2 separate regions of the Homo sapiens genome follow, and region 2 is linked to region 1. A link is an interaction called in ENCODE POLR2A ChIA-PET data of the cell type or tissue named here. Cell type or tissue: Caco-2. All regions are shown on one strand. Each heading gives the region's core, and the rest is flanking DNA. Links, peaks and the distances in the headings are about the cores only.

Evidence for each region. ChIA-PET counts read pairs that join two places held together with the same protein. Peaks named below come from ENCODE experiments on the same cell type or tissue, not always from the same donor. Only the 100,000 strongest peaks of a DNase experiment are listed, where the experiment ranks them.
Region 2: POLR2A ChIA-PET joins it to region 1 with 5 read pairs; 4 of 35 experiments call an interaction of 5 or more read pairs at or near these places.

The regions. Positions count from the first base shown.
Region 1 is chr15:75,529,826-75,536,525 of GRCh38, reverse strand. The region is part of intron 1 of PTPN9 (protein tyrosine phosphatase non-receptor type 9); the gene reads left to right. Among named protein-coding and RNA genes, the nearest start is that of PTPN9, 46 kb to the left of the region's middle. In Caco-2, for the core only: a CTCF peak has its summit at 3,938 (motif pointing right); a DNase peak (open chromatin) is centred at 3,905.
Region 2 is chr15:75,657,160-75,663,743 of GRCh38, reverse strand. It overlaps SNX33 (sorting nexin 33), which reads right to left. Exons shown (of 2, transcript NM_153271.2): 2 at 1,443-6,584. The coding sequence ends at 6,529. Among named protein-coding and RNA genes, the nearest start is that of SNX33, 13 kb to the right of the region's middle. RefSeq lists enhancers at 1,585-2,158, 3,307-3,880, 5,853-6,352, 6,353-6,584. In Caco-2, for the core only: no CTCF peak of the experiment used is centred there; a DNase peak (open chromatin) is centred at 2,463.

The DNA of each region.
Region 1 (6,700 bases), core at 2,278-6,277:
CTGACAGATTCCTACTCATCCTTCAAGGCACTCCTAAAAAAATTTTTTTTATATCCATAGAGAGAGTTTGAATCCCATAGCATTCTGTTCATAGAACCTTCCTAGAATTTATTACATTATGTGGTAAAGATGTATTTATACATCTGTCTCCATAGTTAAATGATTGTAAACTGCTTGGAATAGGGTCTTTATGTCTCTATGTTGTGTCTTCTCACTTGATCTTAGCGAAAGGCCAAGAAGCGATCTATGTTGTGTCTTCTCAACAACTACTGTACTGATTAGCACAGAATGGGCCCTCAGCAAATATTTGTTGTGAATGTTTGACTAATCCTTTCTTTTCCCCTTCCCTTAAGTTTTTCTTTAAATGTGTGTGTGCACAGATTATGACTGGCCTTTTACTTTTTGCAAATTTTTGTTATTACATTGTTTTATAATACGATAAAATCAGAAAATATACTTAAAACTTTTCCCAAATGCAGTAAGAGCCTATTTAAGAAAGCATTATCTCTTTTAAAATCACATTTTAAGAAAAGGCAATGTTTTCCTGAGAAGTGGAAAATATTTGAGATAAACCAGTAAATATTAAAGGGACTGGATTTGTTTCCTTTTTTGGTACATTAACAAAGTGCTTATGGAAAAATCGTAGTTTTAGTTTGGAAATTCATCAAACCTCTTGCTGCCTTATAGCAAACCAGTGTGTCTTTGCTCAGAGTCTCACCTAGCAGATTAATATGGGCTGAAGAGATCAATAGATATAAAAAGGCAGTAATCACAATGAAGGAGAGAGGGGGGAAACAGGTCATGAGAGGAAGGTAGTTCATTAATGCATCCATCACTGAAATAATGGAGAAATGGCATATTTGTTGAAATACAGAAGTATCTTCAAATTTGTTAAAAGCCAGACATTGCATCTTATCTTGAATCACTTTCCTTATTTAGGTCTTCATTGCAGGATGACTGACTGCATTTTTTCATGGTGTTTGTTCTGCACAACACCTGTAATCAACACCTGTTTCTTTATTGTATTGAGACCTCTCCATAGTTTGCGCTGTTAAAAGGAGCTTGTGCCTAGGATGGCATTGTTAATCTCTGGAGCTGCCAGAGAAGTCTGAGAGTAGGGACAAAAAGATGGGAACTGAAGTCTAAATACTTCTGGCCTCAGCTTTTTCTTTATAGCCACAGAGCCTTGAATAAGGAATAATTGGTCCTTTAAAAAGTGTTTTCAGTTGAGGCCGGGCGCGGTGGCTCAGGCCTGTAATCCCAGCACTTTGGGAGGCCGAGGCAGGTGGATCACGAGGTCAAGGGATCGAGACCATCCTGGCCAACATAGTGAAACCCCGTCTCTACTAAAAATACAAAAAAATAGCCAGGCATGGTGGCGGCCGCCTGTAGTCCCAGCTACTCAGGAGGCTGAGGCAGGAGAATGGCGTGAACCCAGGAGACGGAGCTTGCAGTGAGCCGAGATCACGCCACTGCACTCCAGCCTGGGCAACAGAGTGAGACTCTGTCTCAAAAAAAAAAAAAATCGTTTTCAGTTGAATGTTTATTTCTTTTGTTTTTCTTTCTTTCTTGTCACCCAGGCTGGAGTACAATGACATGATCTTGGCTTACTGCAGCCTCTGCCTCCTGGGTTCAAGCTATTCTCCCGCATCAGCCTCCTGAGTAGCTGGGATTACAGGCGCAAGCCAGCACACCTGGTTAATTTTTGTTTTCTTAGTAGAGACGAGGTTTCACCCTGTTGGCCAGGCTGGTCTCAAACTTCTGACCTCAGGTGATCCACCTGCCTCGGCCTCCCAAGGTGCTGGGATTATAGGCGTGAACCATTGCACCTGGCCTTTTTTTTTTTTTTTTGAGATAGAGTCTCACTCAGTCACCCAGGCTGGACTGCAGTGGTATGATCTTGGCCCTCTGCAGCCTTGGCATCCTAGGCTCAAGCACTCCTCCCACCTCAGCCCCCCGAGTAGCTGGGACCACAGGCATGTGCCACCATGCATGGCTAATTTTTAAATTTTTTTGTAGAGATGGGGTCTCACCATGTTGCCCAGGCTGGTCTCTAACTCCTGGGCTCAAGCAGTCTTCCCACCTTGGCCTTCCAAAGTGCTGGGATTACAGATGTGAGCCACCACTCCCAGCCTGAACACATATTTCTAGTTTAAATGTATGGTTTTGTATAAAATGGATTAGAGAGATTGCATTGATACAGACTAAAGGGAAGCAACAGAGGTCATATGATTCTAAGAAATTCTATCTTTGTTGAAAGAAGTTTTAGTGTGAAATGACCAGAGTAAAGAAAAAAGAGAATGAACATTCATCCATTCAGAGACTACCAAGTGCTAGGTATGGTAGTGGGTGCTCTTCCATCCGTTTCTCATTCAAGGTGAGGAAATTGTGGCTCAGAGAGGTTAAATGACTTGCCCAAATAACACACAGTAGTGAATAAGAAGATGGATTGGTTCTTTATAATCCCCAAAACCACACTAAACTTTCTCCTTTGTTGCTAGGTAACTGATATTTCAGGAGACAGAAGTTTTTTGTTTATTTCAAGAGCAGGTTTCTTACAGGTCTGGCTCTTCACTCTCCTAGGTTGTCTTGGGATATAGGATTTAAGGTACTACCTGTGGAACTGAGAGTGCCAGCACATTATTCTTGTCCTCTTGAGTGGCTAGTTCCTTGCCCAAAGCTCATCTCAAAATTATAGCTGCTCTTGGGAGTTTGATGTAACATGGAGGCTATGTTGTTGGTTTTATTCTCTCTGATACCATTATTTCAACACTAATGAATTGTGTCCAGGGTGTACCCTGCTTAATTGACAGCTTTCTCAGCTGTTTTATAGCAGGTTCTCTAGTATCTTTATCTTCATGGCCATAGTCAAGAAACTTGTTTTTATTTATTTAAACATGGTTGTGGGAGAAGTAGATAATTATAGTATGCTTTTTGACTATGCAGGAACAAATCTTACCCTTGAGGCCAGGCACGGTGGCTCATGCCTGTAATTCCAGCACTTTGGGAGGCTGAGGCAGGTGGATTTCTTGAGCCCAGGAGTTCGAGATCAGCCTGGGCTACATGGTGAAACCCCATCTCTACTAAAAAATGCAAAAATTAGCCAGGCATGGTGACGTGTGCATGTAGTCTCAGCCACTTGGAAAGGCTGAGGCAGGAGGATCAATTGAGCCCAGGAGGTCGAGGCTGCAGTGAGCCATGATTGCTCCACTCCATCCTCGGTGACAAAGCAACAACCTGTCTCAAAAAAGCAAAACAAAACAAATCTTACCCTTACCTGAAAAACTGGTTAAGGAGGGTTGTAAGTGGTAATGTTAGTTTCTCCATATATCAATTCAGACCTTATCCCAAAGGAAGACCAGAGCTGTTTGAACTCCAGCTCTTCCTTAGCTGCCAGGTGTTAACAACTTGTGTTTCATAAGCATAGATAGATTCAAACCATTGTCCTGGAGTTAAAATATTTTCTAAGCTGTGACTCATCTTTTGGCTCATTCTTTCTTTCACTAGGAAATAAACTGAGTTTTAATTTTGAGAATTTCAATTATCCCTTCTGAAGACTGTGTTGCTGATTAAAGTTGCTGGGACTTGTTTTTCTGGTAACCAGCAGAGCTACAAATTACTTTGTACTCAGTGGTCATGTTAAACCTATGTGTAAGCAGAGGGAGAAATCTGATTAACTGTCTAAAGGAAGGTTGTTGAAGATGAGGCCATTCTTTCTGACTCCTTTTAGAGGTTCATCTCTTCCACCAGAGGGATGGGTGTGCAGGAGGGTGAATCTGAGGCTGAACAGAGCAGGTGCTACGCATGTGTATTTGTATCTGTAAATATCACATCACTGTTTATAGTACACTGGACTCTACATGCAAGGCCTGGTCAGGCCAAACCAGGAGGAATTGTTCCTGTGCTTAAAGCCAAGAATAACATCCTGACCAGCAGGGGGACAGAGGTCAGCTCAAGGCAACAGCTCTTGGGAGCTACAGAACATTAAGGACCTTGGAGGAACTGAGCTTAATAAAAAGGAAGGCAAGATGTACTTTGAAGGAAGTGTGTGAAACCTGCATGCCTTTCTCTTATTAGGACATGGTTTATTTATGAAAAATGAAAAGTTATCTTTTTTTTTTTTTGAGACAGAGTCTCGCACTGTCTCCTGGGCTGGAATGCAGTGGCACGATCTTGGATCACTGCAACCTCTGCCTCCTGGGTTCAAGCGATTCTACTGCCTCAGCCTCCCACGTAGCTGGGATTACAGGCACCTGCCACCACACCCTGTTAATTGTTTGTATTTTCAGTAGAGACAGGGTTTCATTCACTATGTTGGCCAGGCTGGTCTCGAACCCCTGACCTCATGATCTGCCCACCTTGGCTTCCCAAAGTGCTGGGTTTACAGGGGCGAGCCACTGTGCCCAGCCAAAAAATGAAAATTTATCTTAACAGATGGATATGTGATGAGTTCATATCACCTCTTGGTCATTTACATTTTCCACTTCTACTTATACATTGATTTATCCGTTGATTATTTTTTATTAGAAATTGTATACCCAGCTAAGTAGCAGGAAAAATATGTTCTATTATTCTGGTGTTTTATTCTATAAGCAACATCAGAGAGGCCCACTAGAGAACTGTATTTAAAGGATAATAGGTTAATTAAAAAACAGGTACCATGTCTCGGCCGGGGGTGGTGGCTCACGCCTGTAATCCCAGCACTTTGGGAGGCCGAGGCAGGTGGATCACGAGGTGAGGAGATCGAGACCATCCCAGCTAACATGGTGAAACCCTGTCTCTATTAAAAATACAAAAAAATTAGCCGGGTGTGGTGGCGGGAGCCTGAAGCAGGAGAATGGCGTGAACCCGGGAGGTGGAGCTTGCCAGGAGCCAAGATTGCGCCACTGTACTCCAGCCTGGGCGACAGAGCGAGATTCTGTCTCAAAAGAAAAAAAAAAAGCAGAAAAAACAAAAAACAAAAACAGGTACCATGTCTCCTGGGGAATTTACTGACTGGCTAGAGTTTTATTTCTGGGATCTTTCTGTGCTCACTTCTTTTTCCTTCCATCTTTCCTCATTTTGATGCTGGCCACTCACTCCACAGAGGCAATTCAAACTATTTTCTGAAGGAGCATTCTAAGTTTGTCCTGTTGTCTTCTCTGGGACTCATTTCTCTGGCGTGGCTTCAGCTGGTTCCAGGCCAGAATGATCTTCTGAAAGCTTTTCTTCATGGCCTTTATTTCTTGGCTCTTTTCATGCACTTTGCCTGATTGGTTTTGCTGGTTCTTTCCTTCTCCAATGGTGTAAGCTATGTTGCCTTAATCGTAAGGCTCTAAAGCTCAGGTGCAGCCTCAGGCCGTTTAGACTTTCCTGGGGTTTATAAAGTACTTTTGTCCTTTCCTAGAAATTGGGGGATGAATCAGATGCTCTGTTATGAGGTATTGCTGACTCTCCTGGGATTTTAGTTTGCCAGTTGTTTAAATAGTGTGTAGCAATTTGAATTGTATTTGTAAGGTAGGACTTGTTGCCAAGACTCCGAAGTAGGTCATTGCTATTATGCTTTTTCTCTTTATTTTTCTTATATATATTATATATAATATAAAATATACATTATAATAATAAAAATATATATTATAATATATAATATAATATATAATAATATATAATATATCGTAATATATAATATATCATAATATATAATATATTATAATATATATTATATTATATTATGATATATTATAATATATTCTATTATATATTATATTATAATAATTATAATAATATATTATATTATATATATTATATAATAATATATATTATATATATTATATAATAATATATATTATATATATTATAATATAATAATATATATAATAGTATATTATATAATAATATATATTATAGTATATTATAATATAATAATATATATTATAGTATATTATAATATAATAATATATATTATAGTATATTATAATATAATAATATATAATATATTATAATATAATAATATTATATAATAAATTATATTATAATATATTATAATATAATATATTATAATATATATTTTTATTATTATAATATATATTTTATTATAATAATAATATATTATATATTATAATATAATATATAATAATATAATATGTAATATATATAATGTAATATATATATCTATTATAGAGACAGGATCTCACTACGTTGGCCAGGCTGATCTTGAATTGGCCTCAAGTGATCTTCCTGCCTTGGCCTCCCGGAGTGCTAGGATTACAGGCATGAGCCACCGTGCCTAGCCCTCCCTTTCTTTTTCTTTCTTTCTTTCTTTCTTTTCTTTTTTTTTTTTTTTTTTTGAGATGGAGTCTCTCTCTGTCGCTCAGGCTGGAGTGCAGTGGTGCGATCTTGGCTCACTACAACCCCACCTCCTGGTTCAAGCGATTCTTCTGCCTCAGCCTCCTGACTAGCCGGGAGCACAGGCGCATGCCACCATGCCCAGCTAATTTTTGTATTTTTAGTAGAGACGGGGTTTCACCATATTGGCCAGGCTGGTCTCGAGCTCCTGACCTCGTGATCTGCCCTCGGCCTCCCAAAGTGCTGGGATTACAGGCATAAGCCAACACGCCCAGCCATTTTTTTTTTCTTTGAAACAGAGTCTTGCTCTGTCACCCAGGCTGGAGTGCAATGGCACAATCTTGGCTCACTGCAACCTCCACATCCTGGGTTCAAG
Region 2 (6,584 bases), core at 934-4,933, 130 kb before region 1:
ATGGGAGGCATTGGGTATGAGACTGGGGCTCTTAACCTTGGGCTGTGCTATCCTGTATATGTTGGTATATGTAACTGTTAGTGGCCCAGCGGACCCCTCCTGCCCTGGATGACAAGTACAATGACAGCCAAGGACCCCAAGGAATCTGCTCCCCACGGAGGCAGTGTGGCAACACGGGGCAAGGCTAAAGGTCTGGGGGTGGTTGGGGGCCTGGTTCCAGGCCCAGCTCTGCCATCTACCCACTGTGTGGCTTTAAAGGGCTTGCCCAGTCAGTTTTCCAACCTATGAAGTGGGGGTACCAATATTCTTAGCACTCTCTCTCCCCAGGGCTGCTCCAGCTCTACTCAGGCTGATGACCCCACCTGCTCCTCAGTGGCGCTGGCTGTGCAGGCACTGCCCAGATGATGTGTTCTGCTCACGTCACCCTCCTAACAGCCATCTGGAACTCCCCTCTCAGTGGAGAAACAGAAGCATGAAGCAGTTAAGAAACATCCCTACAGCAAGGCCACACTGGTCAGGATCTGCACTTGCCTCTGGGCGGTAGAGGGAAAGGAATGGGGTTGGGGTGGGGGCTGCTGCTATCTGGGGGCAGCAGGGCTATATGGAGGAGCCTCATACTCCCTTGCTCCAACCCCAGAGCACTCCTGCCAAATGGCAGCAAGGGGTGCGGGTCAGCCCAGAAGAGGCTCCAGGTGCCTCCAGGCTTCCGCCAGCCTGTAACACCCGGCCCTGGCACTGGCCATCTGCCTCTCAGCACAGGTAGCCCAGGCCTGGGTACTGTTTCGCACCAGCCTTGGCTACTCCAGCACCCCCCTCGCTGGACCCCATTTCCTGGTGTGTAAAATGACAGTAATAATCTCTTGCACATGGGGTGGTTGTAAAATAACGACCATCCAGTGCCCATCACAGTGCTGCCTGCACTGGGAGATAGTAGAATCCCCAGAGGCTGGGAGATTCCGAAGCAGTGGGACTCATACCCCCATCCCAGGTAGAACCCCAAGAAAGGAGCCAGATCCCAGAAGAAACAGGGTGGCATGGGGTGTCTAAGCGGCACCCCAGAGCTCCCTGTGCTTGACTGCGAAGTGGGAGCTGTGGAATGATGACCACAGGCCCCAGAGGGGGCCACAGGCCACAGAAAGGACCTCTATCAGCCCCTTAGTACAGGGCAAATGGAAGGAGCCCTGAGTGCCCAAGAGCAGAGAAGAGCCAGACACACAGAGACTCAGGATGGGCATCAAGGGAGCATGCAGGGGAAAGGCAGGAGGCAGGGCAAGATGATCGGAGGGCCCAATGCTGACCAGGACCATGGCGGGCATCGCAGGCCCAATGGCAGCATCCAGGTCCAGGAGTTCTGCAAGAAGCAACCCGTAACAATGTGTGCTGCTGGGTGGGCAGGGCGGGGAGGAGGGAAGAGAGCAGAGCACCAACAGAAAGGGGCAAAATCAAAATTAATACCGTTTAATTAAGTATCTACAAGACAGGACACAAGTCATAAACTGAACCCTTTAATGTGGAATGCAGGTAAATATTAATATGTATGATAGAGTGTGGGATTCAGCCTTTAAAATGCAAAGCTCCCTAAGGTCTTCAAATGTGCCATCCCCAAAAGTTCTACACATCCCTGGGGAAAGAAAGGGTCCCCAAATTGATGTGAGATTACACTTCTACCATGTGGGGAATGGGGGAGGAAAACAGAAATTCAGGTCAGATATAAAAAAAAATTAAGTTATGTTCCTCACTCATGTTCCTTTGTAAACGGAGCTCCTGAGTCACTGCAGCTGTCACCGTGCAGTGCCATCTTCAGACCCTTCATCCCTCAGGGCTGGGGGGACTCACCCTACCCTCTCACCCTTCACATTTCAGCCGTTGGGTTCACCAGCCTCCTATCCCTTCACTCATCTAGAGGGGAAATCTGCCTCCCCTTCTTCCTTTGGCCCTAAATGAGTTCATCAGTGTGACTCTAAGGAGTGATGGCAGGGAGCTGGGTTTGAGTCCAGCCCCGCCAGAGATTCCCTGTGTGAACCTAGGCAGGTCCCATCTTCCCTCTGGCCAAGTCTCAGTCTCTTTGTTGCGAAAGGGAATAAATGCTGCCTACTGGGGCTGCTGAGCAGATCCAGGCCACAGCTATGCGACACTACTTCTTAAACAGACTGCACTGCACTGGGGTTTGACCAACAAAACAAAACCAAACCAAAAGAAAAAAAAAGTTTGTGTTCAACTATGTTGAACAGAGCTGGGTTTCACAATCAGCCCTTCTGAGCTATGTCGGGGGGTGGTGAGGTTTGATTTTTCCCCATGGTCTTCCTACCAGGGCTCACCGTCTTCTCCTGCCCCAGCCAGTGGAGAGGGGAACCAGAGCCGAACTAGTGGGGAAGCAGGTTAGGGTGGGTGGGGGAGCTGAGCAGGCTTGGCTCCTGGAGGCCTGAGTCAGCGGGCAGGCGGGCAGGGCGGGCTGGGTCCTCACATGCTTGGGGAGGAGATGGTGCAGGAATGTTCCTCCCGCCCAGGCCTAGGCCCTGCCCACCGCATCCTGGCTCCGGCTCCCGTGGCCACTGCAGCTCAGCTCTAGCTTGAGAAGGGAGCTGCCTGGAGCTCTGCTGGATCGGTTCAGCCAGGGGCCTTCAGAGGCAGCCTGGCCCAGAGGATTGGCCCAGGGGAGGGCAGGGCCAGGAAACAGAGTCTGCCCAGAGCCAGGCTCTGGCCCCAGAGTATCCCCTGCCCTGCTGGGTGATAAGGCCAGCCACCACTGCTCCCTGGGCCTCAGGCGCCCATCTGTTCAATAAGGAGCTGAACTTGGTGGTATCCAGTCATCCCAATTGCATCCCTAGACCTCAGGCTGTGTGCCTGTATGTGGTGCTTGTGACTGGCTCTACTCCCCCTTGGAGACACCCCCTCCAGGGGTGGTGTCTCCAAGCAAAGCTCTCCTTAATCTCTGATGAGGTGGGGACCCTGGGAGGTCATGCAGGTGCAGTCCAGGCACAGAGATGCTTATGACACCTTTGCTCTGTGCAAGCATGGCTTTGTGGCGGTGTGTGCCCGAGTATGTGTCACTGTGTGAGGCTATGACCATGTGCATAGGACTGTGGTGTGGCTGTGTCTGACAAAGTAGCCACTGGTGCTTTGAATGGATGGCAAGGCATGTGTGGCTGTGGCTGTGAATGTGTAATAGCGTGTGGCAGTATGACTGTGTGAGCATACAGGCATGCTTATGTGGCGTATGTGCCTGTGGGCAGGTGTGTGACTGCGTGTGCTTGTTGTGAGACTGAGCGATTACATTCGTGAGTCTGTGAGTGTGTAGACACGTGGAAGACATATGGCTCTGTCATCTGGGAGGGGTGGTGCAGAGCAGGGGCCGATGGGGCCACCTGCCTCTCCCAGGCCTGGCTCTGCTCCAGCCAGTGGTGCAGCCACGGCACAGTGGTTCATAGCCCTCCTGTGTCCAGCGGGTGAAGAGATGCAGGATCTGAGGTCTGCTTCCATCCCCAGCCCCCATCTGTGGCCACAAAGCGGATTCCTTTTCCTGTACTGGGCCAAGACTGGTGACCAGGGGATCCCCTACCCCGGGTGCTGGTAGCTGTCCAGGGCAGAAAGAGAAGCCTTGTTTTCCACCCCCTCAGAGCAAAGTAAGGGAGGAAACGAGGCAGCTGGGTCCAGCCGAGTCGGGAACATCTGCCTGGCATGTGACGAGGCAGGAATCGGCCATCACCAGGATGCCCCCAACACTGGTCCCCCAATCTCCTGCTGAAAGGGGCTTAGCTACCCCAGAACGGCCCCAAGTTCCCCCAATACCCCCACCCCCATAGAGGCAGAAAGAAAAGAGAGAGGAGGGCCAGGACAGCCTCCCTCCCTGCCACACACACACCTGCCCCAGCCCAGAGACCTCAGGATACCAGGAGCAGGCCTGGCATTATCCCAAGACTCCACTTCCTGATGCTTCTCCTGGATCCAAGTCCCTCCTGAGAAAAGTATCAGACTGATGGCCTCACCCTGAGGATGGAAGGCCTGGGAGGTGGTCCCCTCTCAAGGAAGGCACACAGAGGACAACACTGTTCCCAGAGCAGGAAGCATGAGCAGGGGACTTTCCAGGCACCATGGGTTAGGAGGAGCATTCCCACCAGCCCTGCCTCGGCCTGGCCCAGCCCCCACTGCTCAGAGCCCCTTCTGCAGATGGCTACATGGATGGCAGAGCTGAGAAGAGGTTAAGGGCGGGAAGTTCCTCGGATGGGTTAGAAAATGGGGCAGGGTGGAGAGAGGGGAAAATTCCTCAGAAAGTCCCAAATCTGACCTAATGTTGACCAAGGGCCAGGGGGACCCATTCCAGAAGTTCCTCTGAGGACGCTATGCCCTGAACAGGGAGTCCTGCCCGCCCCTTCCCCCACCGCACCTGCTGGCCCTTCTCCATCTTCCTGCACAAGCTCCCTGGTCCCTGGTCTAGCCAACCTTCCCTGACGGCCTTGACCCTGGAAGCCCTCCCTCCACCAAGTCCCCATTGCCTCCAAAGGAGAGCCAAGTCTCAACCAGTACCCTCCTCTCATCTGTGGATGAACAGATCCAAGAGCAAGGTCCGCTCATCCTGATCAGGGCACCCCCAACAGCCAGCGTCCTCTTCAGTTTCCAATGTGGGAGCCTCCGCAGGGCTGGGTACCCAGGACGGTTTGGGGAAGAGACACAGCTTCTGAGTCCCCCACTTCCCTCCCCTGGACTAGGGCTTTTCAAGGGCAAGGCCAGGGCATGGCTCCTTGGGGAGAGGAGCCACCATCTATTAATTGTCCTAGGGCACAGCGTCCTGTCCCTTCCTCATACAACCCTCAGCCCCAGATCACAAGGCAGTACAGCCAGTCCCCTGGGCAGCACTCCACCTGTTTTAGAGACAAGAGTGCGTTCTAGGGAGGGATGGATCCACCCAGGGGTCCACAGCCGCCTCTAGCTCCTCCTGCCTGCTGGCACCTTCCACCAGCATAGCCCTCCCCTGAACTTTTGAGGTTCTGTGGAAAATTTGTGCCCACCACGACCTCAGAATCTCATCCAATGGCTCTCAGGAGCAATTAGGGCTCTATCCTTCTCCTGCCCTCCGCCTTTCTGGGATCCAAACAGAAAAAGTCATGCTTGTGTTATCTTAATTGTAAAAGGTTTATCAAGAAAAAAGATTCAAGGAGCAGCATCCAGGAGGAGACCATGACCCCCCCGGGGGCAAGGGGGGCAGTGGTGACACATGTCAGCACCCCACAGCAAGCTGCTGGACCACACCCTGACCTGGGTGGGGAGGAGGCAGAAACCCCTCGGGGATGTAAACATAGGTCAGAGACAGCACAACCTGACGGGGAGCAGGGGCCCACATTCCAGCGAGGCAGACAGAGGGCAGGTGGGCATGGAATCCCTCGCATGGCTGGGCAAGCAGGCCCCTGTCTTTTTCCTCTTAGGTTTCCCATTGTGCAACAGGAAGGATCTTGGGAAGACAGTGCCACAGAGCCCAAGGACCCTGAGATCCTGGGTTTGGACCTGCTTCGAGTGTGGGGAGTTATTGCTGGTGAACTCAAATATACAGTCACTTTTGAGAGTCTTCTCCAGGAAGGTGTCACCAGGGATCTGGGGCCCAGGGCTTATACCTCAGCACCTTGAGTCCGAGGAGGGGAGGATGCTGCAATGGTCCCCTGCCCGAGATAAGCTGAGGGCCCAAAAGTGGAGGGGAGTCAGAGGCCTACAGGAGGGAGATGGCCTGTAGCCCCCTCCTGCAGGGGACAGGGTGATGTACGGACAGCCAGCAACATGGGAGCAAGGGAGATCCCTTCCTACCACACAGGCCAGAATCCCCATGGAAAGCGTACCTAACTTGCTTGGAAAGTAAGGGAGAGAAGAGGGAGATGTTTGCATGCCTCCATAACTTTGCCCATGCTGTTCCTCTCCCCTGAAAGTCCTTCTCCCCCATGTACTGTCTGGCAGGCCCTTGTCATTCTTCAAAACACTGCCCAAATGTTGCCTACTCTATGGAGTCTTCCCTGACCAGTGGAATGCTGTGGTCCCTTCTATGAGCTTCCAGAAATCCCTCACTTAAACATCAGTCATACTGCATTGACTCTGTCTGTGTCTGACCCCGACCTTCACTGAGGACTCCTGAAGAGCAGGCATGTCACAGCCCTGGGTGCCCAGCATCCGACCCAAGGGTGCAGCAGGCCTCGGTGTCTGCTGAATGGATAAGGCAGCAGTGGCCAGGTGAGCAAGCAAAATAGGCTCTAGGGGAGGCTGAGACCCTGGCCTGACCTTCACTGACTGACCGGCAGCCCAGGCCTTGGCCTCGAGGGCTCCTGACTCTATTCTCACCCCTGCTGTGCCCCACTTCTAAGGAGTGGGGAATTTCCCAGGGGCACCCATGACTCCTTGAAAGCTCCTTCTCCCAGGAGGCAGGACAGGCCGCTTATCTCCCCCACCGCTGACCCCTCCCCCAGTCACTGCTGGTATAGGGAGGTCGGGAAAGTGGGGTACACTGCAGTGACCAGGCCCAGGGGAAGGAGGGGGCCCAGGCACACGCGGTCAGAGGTTGTCATACATGCGCAGGGTCTTCTCCAGCTGCTGGCCCACCCGCTGGT